Linked DNA regions of Homo sapiens: region 2 is linked to region 1. Evidence: read pairs that join two places in POLR2A ChIA-PET (ENCODE). Cell type or tissue: CD4-positive, alpha-beta T cell. All regions are shown on one strand. Links, peaks and the distances in the headings refer to the core of each region. The heading gives the core; the rest is flanking DNA.

The links. Peaks named below come from ENCODE experiments on the same cell type or tissue, not always from the same donor. Only the 100,000 strongest peaks of a DNase experiment are listed, where the experiment ranks them.
Region 2: POLR2A ChIA-PET joins it to region 1 with 10 read pairs; 2 of 35 experiments call an interaction of 5 or more read pairs at or near these places.

The regions. Positions count from the first base shown.
Region 1 is chr15:51,942,428-51,947,808 of GRCh38, forward strand. It overlaps LEO1 (LEO1 component of Paf1/RNA polymerase II complex), which reads right to left. Exons shown (of 12, transcript NM_138792.4): 11 at 4,865-4,962. LOC112268148 (a long non-coding RNA gene) reads left to right here. Exons shown (of 3, transcript XR_007064635.1): 3 at 4,563-4,868. Among named protein-coding and RNA genes, the nearest start is that of LEO1, 27 kb to the right of the region's middle. RefSeq lists a silencer at 4,563-4,776. In CD4-positive, alpha-beta T cell, for the core only: no CTCF peak of the experiment used is centred there; no DNase peak of the experiment used is centred there.
Region 2 is chr15:51,858,993-51,864,373 of GRCh38, forward strand. It overlaps TMOD3 (tropomodulin 3), which reads left to right. Exons shown (of 10, transcript NM_014547.5): 2 at 3,819-4,018. The coding sequence starts at 3,893. It also overlaps the pseudogene LOC100422490. Among named protein-coding and RNA genes, the nearest start is that of TMOD3, 32 kb to the left of the region's middle. In CD4-positive, alpha-beta T cell, for the core only: no CTCF peak of the experiment used is centred there; a DNase peak (open chromatin) is centred at 3,159; H3K4me3 peaks cover 596 bases; H3K27ac peaks cover 662 bases.

The DNA.
Region 1 (5,381 bases), core at 318-5,317:
AAAATCACTTCTGAGAATACTAGGAATAAACAAACAGAAGTCCCATGACACTTCTCAATTTTCATTCACAGTTTCTACTTGCCAAGAAAAAAATAGCATCTGCTTAGATGAGGACTCACATTTGCCTGTTGTTCAGCACTGTAAATGCATCATTAAGATGTTGCCTCATCTAATTTAAAACAAATACGTTGCAGAACAATGAAACAAATTTTGGCCAGGTGCGGTGGCTCATGCCTGTAATCCCAGCACTTTGAGAGGCCGAGGTGGGTGGATCACCTGATGTCAGGAGTTCCAGACCAACCTGACCAACATGGCAAAACCCTGTCTCTACTAAAAATACAAAAATTAGCTGGGCGTGGTGGCAGGTGCCTATAATCCCAACTACTAGGAAGGCTGAGGCAGGAGAATTGCTTGAACCCAGGAGGTGGAGGTTGCAGTGAGCCAAGATGGCACCACTGCAATCCAGCCTGGGCAACAGAATGAGACTTTGTCTCAAAAAAAAAAAAAAAACCAAAAAAAAAACAACAAACAAATTTTGTCTAGTGCCAGGCACAGTGGCTCACGCCTGTAATCCCAGCACTTTGGGTGGTTGAGGTGAGAGGATCCCTTGAGCTCAGGAGTTTGAGACCAGCTTGGGCAACAAAGTGAGACCCTCTGTGTATAAAAAATAGACTGGGCGTGGTGGTTCACACCTGTAATCCCAGCACTTTGGGAGACCAATGCGGGCAGATCATGAGGTCAGCAGTTCAAGACCAGCCTGGCCAACATAGTGAAACCCCATGTCTACTAAAAATACAAAAAACTAGCCAGGCGTGGTGGCGGGCACCTGTAATCCCAGATACTTGGGAGGCTGAGGCAGGAGAATCGCTTGAATTCGGGAGGCGGAAGTTGCAGTGAGCCAAGATCACGCCACTGCACTCCAGCCTGGGCGACAGTGTGAAAATCCATCTCAAAAATAAATAAATAAATAAAATAAAATAAATTTAAAAATAGGCTAGGCACAGTGGCTCACACCTGTAATCCCAGCACTTTGGGAGGCTGAGGCAGGTGAATCACAAGGTCAGGAGTTCGAGACCAGCCTGGCCAACATGGTGAAACCCCGTCTCTACTAAAAGTACAAAAATTAGCCAGGCATGGTGGCATGTGCCTGTAATCCCAGCTACTTGGGAGGCTGAGGCAGGAGAATCGCTTAAACCTGGGAGATGGAGGTGGCAGGGAGCCGAGATCGCACCACCGCACCCCTGCCTGGGCAACAGAGTGAGACCCTGTCTCAAAAAAAAAAAGAAAGAAAGAAAGGCATGATAACAATGTATTAGCAAGACAGAATATCACTAAAGTGAGAGAAGTGATTAAAAAAAAAAAAAAAAAGGTACCAAATGGGAATTCTTACACTGAAAGGGTAACTGAAATGAAATGTGACCAGAACAGCACAATAGTAGATTTGAACTAGGATCAGCAGACTTGATGGATCGACAGAGATTATGCAATCTGAAGAACGGAGAAAACAGAATGAAGAAAAATGAATAGTCCCAGAGAAATGTGAGACACCACTAAACACACCAACATACACCTAATGGGAATGGCAGGAGAGGACAGAAAACAGCAGAAAAAATATTAAATGAAACAGTGACTGAAAACTTCCCAGATTTGTTGAAAAACATTACCCTACACATCCAAGAAACTCAACAAATTGCAAGTAGAATAAATGCAAAGAGAACCACGTGCAGATACATCACAGTAAAAATGCTGAAAGACAGAAAACTTCCTGAAAGCAGCTAGAGAAAAATGACTTGTCACATGCAAGGGAATCTCAAGACGATAAAGAGCTGGCTTCTCATCAGAACAATGGAGGGCAGAAGGCAGAGGATGGCATATTCAAAGTGCCAAAAGAAATCACCATTAGAAAGCTCATTTTTCAATAATAATAATGGAAGCCAAAAATCTCCTGAAAGAAAATTGCCCTAAAATTGCACAACCACTGAAAATGTTTCAAGAGGGTAAAATATATTTCAGATAAAGATACCAAAGAAGAAAATAGGAATTTCAGCTACATAGCTTTACAAAGGTACCAGTTAGGGTAAAGGATAGAAATAAGAATTTTTAAAAAATTATTTATAATTTTTAATTGCTAATAATCATGCTGTCTGGTACATTACTGATTTACTCCTGAATGAAACTTAAGGGAAGTCCTTATCTTAGAGAGTTTAGGCCTACTTGTCAGAGAACAAACTGAAATGGTCAACAGTCTGTTTCCATGTGCCTTTTAACAATTCCAATTTCATCACATTTTGAAATAGTAATGATATCTTCATAATATAAATATATACTTTTCATATATACTATGTGTAATAAAACTTTATATTAATTTATACACATGATATGATATAAAATTTTAACTTTACAGCAACGCTGAGAGAAAAATGAGGTTCAGAAAAGCCAGACATTTAAGATAAAAGATTTCAGTGGTAGAAGCAGGATTCCAACCTAGGTAGTCTTTTAAGACTCCAAAGCCTCTACTCTCTCAGCTCTGCTATGCTACCTTGATCTATAGATACCTGGGAAACAGGTAAGGCCATTATTTCACAGGCACAATCAACATACTCTCAACAAAGCAGTCAGTGATCCTACTAAGAGTTAAATCATATCTTCTCTCCTCTGCTGAAAACTTCCAATGAAAACCACTCAGAATAAAAAACCAAAATAAAACAGTCCATCGCAGTGGCTTATGCCTGTAATCCCAGCACTTTGGGAAGTTGAGGCAGGCACACTGCTTGAGCCCATGAATTCGGGACCAGCCTGGGCAACATGCTGAAACCCCATCTCTACAAAAAATACAAAAAAAAAAAAAAAAAGCCTTACAAATGGTGTGAGGCCCTAGGTGACCTGGCCCTATCATATTTCTGCCCTCTTCCTCTCACTCACAAGGCTCCAGCTTCAGCCTCTGTGCTTTCTTCACACATGCCAGGCAGGTTCCCACCTCAGGGCCTATGCACTTCCTAATTCTGCATGCAACACTCTCCAGAGAGCTGAAGAGTTCACTGTCACTACCTTCAGACGTTTACTCAAAGATCACCATTCCAGTGAGAGCTTCCCTGAACAGCATTTCTAAAAGTATAACATCCCAACTCCCAAGACCCCCCAGAGCATTCTCTATATCGTTTTCCTGCATAATTTGTCTCCTTATCACTTTTCACCATCTGTTATACCATATATAGTATTTTACTTTATATAGTATTTCACTGGTATAATGAAAACTTTAAATTTCTCAGTATCTCCACATCACCCAGTGGGGTGTTAAATACTCACTGGAGTGTTAAGAAAAAGAGGCCAGGCGCACTGGCTCACGCCTGTAATCCCAACACTTCGGGAGGCTGAGGCAGGCAGATCACAAGGTCAGGAGATTGAGACCATCCTAGCTAACACAGTGAAACCCCATCCCTACTAAAAATACGAAAAATTAGCCAGGCATGGTAGCAGGCGCCTGTAGTCCCAGCTACTCGGGAGGCTGAGGCAGGAAAATGGCATGAACCCAGGAGGCAGAGCTTGCAGTGAACCGAGATCACGCCACTGCACTCCAGCCTGGGCAACAGAGCGAGACTCTGTCTTAAAAAAAAAGAAAAAGAAAAATTCTCAGGGCCTATTCTCTTATAATATGAAAAAGATGCTGTTTAAAAATAAGATAAAATATTTTTAAATTATCTTGAAATAATTTATGTCAATAATAAATGAAAATTTATTTCAATTTATTAAATTACTCAATACAATTTCAAATACTTTTTGAGATGGAGTTTTACTCCTGTTGCCCAGGCTGGAGCACAATGGCGCGATCTCGGCTCACTGCAACTTCCACCTCCCAGGTTCAGGCAATTCTCCTGCCTCAGTCTCCTGAGGCTGAGAGTAGCTAGGATTACAGGCATGCGCCACCACGCCCTGCTAATTTGTATTTTTAGTAGATACGAGGTTTCTCCATGTTGGTCAGGCTAGTCTCGAACTCCCAACCTCAGGTGATCCGCTTGCCTCGGCCTCCCAAAGTGCTGGGATTAACAGCCATGAGCCACCATGCCCGGCCAAATACTGTTTCATCTAAATAAAAAGAAAATAGGTTTTCCCAACATAAGAATGAAATCATTTTCTTTTTTTTTTTTTGAGACAGGGTCTCACTCTTTTGCCTAAGCTGGAGTGCAGTGGTGCAATCATGTCTCACTGCAGCCTCAAGCAATCCTCCCACCTCAAGACTCTGGTAGCTGAGACTACAGGCACACACCACTACATCCAGCTAATTTTTGTATTTTTTTGGAGAGATGGGGTCTCCCTATATTGCCCAGTCTAGTCTCAAACTCCTGAGCTCAAGCAATCTGTCTGCCTAGCCCTCCCAGAATACTGGGATTACAGGCATGAGCCACTGCATCCAACCAAGAATGAATTATTTTCCTAATTTAAAAAAAAAATACTGAGAAGTTTTACAAAAAGGAGATACACCCTCTGGTCTACCACACTGAATGATCTGTCATTCTCTCTTGGATTAGCCTTGGTATGTCAGGGACCTGCACCTTTTCTTCCAGGCCTTTCCATCTATCCGGAGTGACCTACCAGAGACAGGACAGTTTGACCAGCAAGCTTCTGATCACTCTTCAACACCCAGCAAGAAGTCTTATCCTCCATGCAGCCTTCTAAGACCTCTCTAAGCACAGGTATCAGATCCTCCTCTGGATCACTCTGTCTTGTTACTGCATTTATCTCACTGGATTTCAGTGACGTGTGTAGACAACTAATTTGTGCCTGCCTGATCTGTGAGCTCTTCATTCAAAGCAGTTGGCTCCTGAGTACAGGATAAACCCCTAGAATTGAATAAATTTGGTCTTACCTCATCACTGGTAAGTTTCTTTGCTTTGAGTAATCTTTGAGCTTTATCTTCTTCTGATCCCTCATCACTGTCTGATGAATAGATTCTGGCTCGTTCCTCTGAAAGCAAAAGTACAGATTGTGAGTCACCTTTTTTTTTTTCTGAGACAGGGTCTTGCTTTGAGGCCCAGGCTGGAGTGCAGTGGCACAATCATGGCTCACTGCAGCCTTGACCTCCTGGGCTTAGGTGATCCTCCTGCCTCAGCCTCCCAAGTAGGTGGGACCACAGGTGTGCACTACCTACCCATGCCCAGCTGATTTTTTTTTTCTTTTTAGTGGAGATGAAGTCTTGCCATGTTGCCCAGGCTGGTCTTGAACTTCCTAAAATCAAGCGATCCTCCTTCTTCAGCCCCCTAAAGTGCTGGGATTATAGGCGTGAGCCACTGTGTCCAACTGTGAGTAACTTTCAAAGACAGTGACCTATTCATTCTTAAATGTTTTCTTCTGATAAATATCTTTAGTTCCCTCTGTATATTTCC
Region 2 (5,381 bases), core at 279-5,278, 83 kb before region 1:
GTCTCAATCATAAAATCTTTTTTTAAATTTTTTAAAAAATTAACAAGTTAATATAAAATTAAAGTGTGTCTTGAAATCAGACAGCCATCTTGTCTGCCATCGATGAACAAATTACAAAAATGGACTCATAATACATATTTGCCCACAGGGCTTGCAATACTGTTTCACAAAGATGGCTGTATTCTTCCTCTTCACAAACGGCCAGTCTGATACATAGCATGTTTAGCTACAGATGCCTCTGCTGACTCTCCCTGCAACATTTTCATTGCTCGCCAGTAGATCTGTCTGCAGTTTTCAGGTCTACCAAGGGGGTGGTTCAATGGTTCCTTGATACAATCCACCCAAAGATCAGAATCTACAGATCCAAACTCTCTCAAAGCCCTCTCATAATATTCTCTTAATGTTCACCATCTTGCAGGATTCTTGCTGTTTTCAAACTGAATCATTTTCCTGAAAAAGTCAACTGAAAATGGATGGCTGTTCTGTAAACTTTTATACACAGCTCTGGCTTTTTTGTAGCCACCATGTTGATAAGCCCAATCCAGGTACTTATCCTTCAGGGTTACTGAGTTGGCACCTGTGACAGCTAAGAGAGCTTTCTTAAAGATTGCCTCGGTGTCTTCTTGGCTTTTGGCACCTTCACTCCACTCTGCCAAGAAGTCCACAATGGTAGACAAACCTGGAGTTTCAGGTGCACAGAGTCTTCCTCAAAAAGCATGGCTATGTCAGGGCTCTTTGAGTCAATCAGCACATGCACCTTCATCTGCCACATTGTCCCAGAGTCTCTATAAACAGTTCAGTCCCAGCTACTGCCACCTCTAGAGCTTTCCTCAGGAAGTTATGGCACAGCAACAACTCAAGTCAACTGCTTGTATTGGAATTCTGGCAGAAGCTTGAGTTCATGTGCCCTTCTGAATGCAGTCATGGTTCTTTCCAACCTCTTCCCTCTGAGGAACCCACTATTTGTCTTCTTAGTAAATCTTTCCAAGCAAAAGGTGATATAACACTTCCACATGGCCTCCCTTGGCAGAGTCTTCACTGCCTCTTCATATACGGCACAGCATCTGTCCTCCTTCTGGCCCTCCTCTGCTTTGTCTTATTTCGTTGTAGGCTGTACGCTGCTCTTCTCCCGTTTGTGACTCGATCTCTAATTGTCACCTTGCCGCATAATCCCAAGTGAGAAGATCATCTGTGTGTAGAGCCTGAGGGTCATCATAAATTTCTATTTGTAGACCTTTGGCAAAGTCAAATCGCTGTGCAGTTGAAAGCAGTGACACATGAAATTCTGCACCTTAAATTATGCTTACAGAATTTTCATAGATGATCCGTGCCAATTTGCCCTTAAGGATTTCTTCAGAATAATCAGGATTCTCCACATCCATGTTGGCTTTTTGAAATTCTTGCTTTTCCTTCCTCAGTTTTTCAGCATGCATCAGCTCCATCCTAAAGTAGTCTTGATAAAGTTTTGGGCCCTCTGGATGAAAGTGCAGTGCCCAAAGAAATAGTTGCCTTGCACTTTCTGAAGACAAGCAGTCTTCCATTTCCCATTTGGCTGCCATAATCCACAAAGCTGGCTTGTTGGAATGAATGGCCAACATGGCAGAGAATACCTTGCTAAGTTGAGTTTTAGTAGCCCATTTCTTACAAAAAACTACATAGGAGGCCAGGCACGGTGGCTCATGCCTGTAGTCCCAGCACTTTGGGAGGCCGAGGCGGGTGGATCACCTGAGGTCAGGAGTTGGAGACCAGCCTGACCAACAAGGTGAAACCCCGTCTCTACTAAAAATACAAAAATTAGCCGGGCCTGGTGGCAGGCGCCTGTGGTCCCAGCCACTCAGGAGGCTGAGACAGGAGAATTGCTTGAACCCAGGAGGCAGAGGTTGCAGTGAGCCGAGGTCATGCCACTGCACTCCAGCCTAGGCGACAGAGCAAGACTCCATCTCAAAAAACAAACAAAAACCTACATAGGAGAGCCAAAGTTGAACATCGTCTTTCCTCTTTGCTGAGGCACTTCGGAAAACACCTTGTACCTGGTGTACAATAGAATTCTCAATCTCATCCTTCTTAAATGAATATCCAATGCGTGTTCTTCTCTGGATCTGTTCGAAAAGATTAATTTCATGTTGAACATAATTGATAAAGTCGTCCTTGAAAAGGGCTCTTTCCTGGATTCTGTACTGTAGATCAGAAGCCTTCTTAATGATAGCGTTAATCTCTGCATGACTGAACAGTCCAATGTGCTCTAGCTGTTCCAATTCAGGGAGCTGATCTTCTTTGTGTTCCTGAATTATCTCTGCCATGAGGTCCGAACTCTACAACCCCATGGGAGCTTCTCAACCGCGAACACGTGCAGGAAGCTCCCCCATTTGCTTGTTGTTGGACCCAAGGTGGTTGCTAGTCAAATTGCTGTCAGACTCCAGTGGTGAGCCTGCCTTTCTAAACAGTTTGAACATTTCCATTCATGGGAGATGGAAACACATCAAAGGAGCCTTAAAATGTTACTGGTTTGCAGAAAAAACATACTAAAATATTAAGCTGAGAAAACTTGAGGGAAGGGGTAGTAAAGGAAATGTATCAAACTGAAGTACTGAGCATTTTGCAGTCAAGAAAAACGTAACCAAATCACTAAGTCTAAAGTGTATTTATTTCCATAGGTACTAGGTACTTTTTTTTTTTTTTTTTTGAGACAAGGTCTTGCTATGTCACCCAGGCTAGAGTGTAAAGGCACGATCTTGGCTCACTGCAACCTCTGCCTCCTGGGCTGAAGCCATCCTCCCATCTCAGCCTCCTGAGTAGCTGGGACCGCAGGTGTATACCACCACACCTGGCTGATGTTTTGTATTTTTCACCATGTTGCCCAGGCTGCTCTTAAACTCCTGAGCTCAAGCGATTCACCTGCCTCGGACTCCCAACGTTCTGGGATTACAGATGTGAGTCACTGCGTCTGGCCCAGTACTAGGTATATTTTATGAGACAGACAGTTCATACATATGGCTGGAATATGCAGAAATCCTTGGTTTCGCCTTTCCTATAGAACAGTCCTGCCGAATCAGCAGATGATTAGCTCTTTGATATATGCCAACTTCTGTGTCTCTAGAGCTACTATTAACCTGCTTGTTGATTAACCTCATGGCTGCCTGGGAGAGACCGCACAGGAAGGAAATGATGATGGTCCCTTCCCACAGTCAGACCCTCCCACCAACCTTGTCAGTCAGTGGATGACATATCCCAGCATGATTTTGAGTATTTTACTCAATCATCTTCAGAATGCTGTATTTTTTTCCTTTAAAAACACCTCAGAAAAATATTTTCAAATGCATCTTTTCAAAAGAATATTTTTCCTAGTGGCAAGAGACCACTCCTGTCATGTGGAATGTATTGCTATCCCCCCATATTAATACTGAGTCATATTGTTCTCCTAAACAATATATAGTAAAACAAATGTGCCTTAAACATATTGTGCTGAAGCAAAGTACTCTGGTAAAATAATTTGAAAGCTATTGATGGAAAATCTTTTATTTTGACACATAATTTCTTTCCCCCTAAAATTTAATTATTAGAAATTCTAAATTCTATCAAGTGGCTGCCTTAATGGATTTGAATTTTGTTTTATCTTTTCCCTCTTTTTTCCTGGTTGATTTTTTTTTTCTCAACACAAGGCAAAAGGCATTGAATGATTCATAAACAAGAATAGTATGTGATATGTGATCAAAGAATATATGACACATGGAAATTACATTTCACTTAACCTGAGAATTAGATCTAAGTAGGTGGAGATGACTTACTATTTAAAATGTATTTGTTTCTTCTCTCCATAGCTTTAAGAAAAAGTAGAGATCACTTCTGACTGTACTGAACAGCAAAAATTAAGTGACTTGCTGCCCTGCACATCATGGCACTGCCATTCCGTAAGGACTTAGAAAAGTACAAAGACCTTGATGAAGATGAGCTCCTTGGGAATCTGTCAGAAACAGAACTGAAACAACTGGAAACTGTTTTGGATGATCTTGACCCCGAGGTAGGTGCTAGGTGATGAAGAGAAATGAAATAACTTTTCGAATTCTTTGAAACTCAGTAGCTGCCTTTGAGCTTTTCCATGACTTTTCTCTGGCACCTTCCACCCTTTCCTCCACTTTATCCAAATCAAGTTGCTTTTGGCTCTCTCTCCAGTTCCCCACTTCTGCCTCCATATGTTTAATGACATGACTGTCCTAAACTACTTCAGTATCCTTGTTTTCAAACATCTCCTGAAATTTTTTCCTCCTCTAAGAAATTTTTCTCCTCTGTGCAGGAAGGGATATTTTTAGTACAATGCAGCAGATGGTTACCTTTTTGATACACGCCAACCTCTGTCTCTTCAGAGCTTCTATGCCAGGTGGCTCCAGTGTAGAATGCCTCTAAAAGATTCTTCATGACCCTAAATCTAATTGTTCCCTTTCTGAAAGAGGCTGACCGAATTGATTACATTTCCAGACATTGGTAGAATAGATCTAAGTAACTTCTTGGCAATACAGCAGTCCACTGTGGAGCAGACATGAATATATGTATGTAAGCTTTAACTTGCAAGGTGGATGTTGTTTGTCTTATAAATTACACAAGGCTAAGATAGACACCCATGACCCTTGAATTGTTATTCCCTGATATGTTGGAGGACGGGCAGTGAAGGAAGAGCCTGAAGGTCGTGAAGGTAATGGTTGTTTGCTAGGCTTCTTTTCTTTACCACATTTCTTTATGCCAAGACGTTGATTTTAAGTATCCTCTAAGGACTGAGATGGAGTTCATTTTATAACGTTGTTGTTACTGGATGATGTATCTATACCATAGATCAAATCCCTTAACCATAATTACTATTATAAGGAAAAGTTCCCAGTACATCTGATTGGAGGGGGATTACTCAGGATAATGATGCTGTTTTTATCACATCACAACAGTATCTTCTGTAGGCAGTTCAATCTATTAGACCTATTTGAATCAAATGTTTTAGAACTGGAAAAAGTGGCTGGGTGCTCACGCCTATAATCGCAGCACTTTGGGAGGCCGAGGCGGGTGGATCACTTGAGGCCAGGAGTTCGAGACCAGCCTGGCCAACATAGTGAACCCCGTCTCTACTAAATATACAAAAATTAGCTGGGCATGGTGGTGCACGCATGTAGCCCCAGGCTACTTGGGAAGTGGAGGTATGAGAATTGCTTGAGCCAGAGAGGTGGAAGTTGCAGTGAGCCGAAATTGCACCACTGTACTCCAGCTTGGGTGACAGAGCAAGACTTATCTCAAAAAAAAAAAAAAAAAAACTGGAAAAAGCATAAGACTTTATCTAGTCCCTAGGCCAGGTTCCTCAATCTTGACAGTATTTACTTTTGAGGTTGGATAATTTGTTGTAG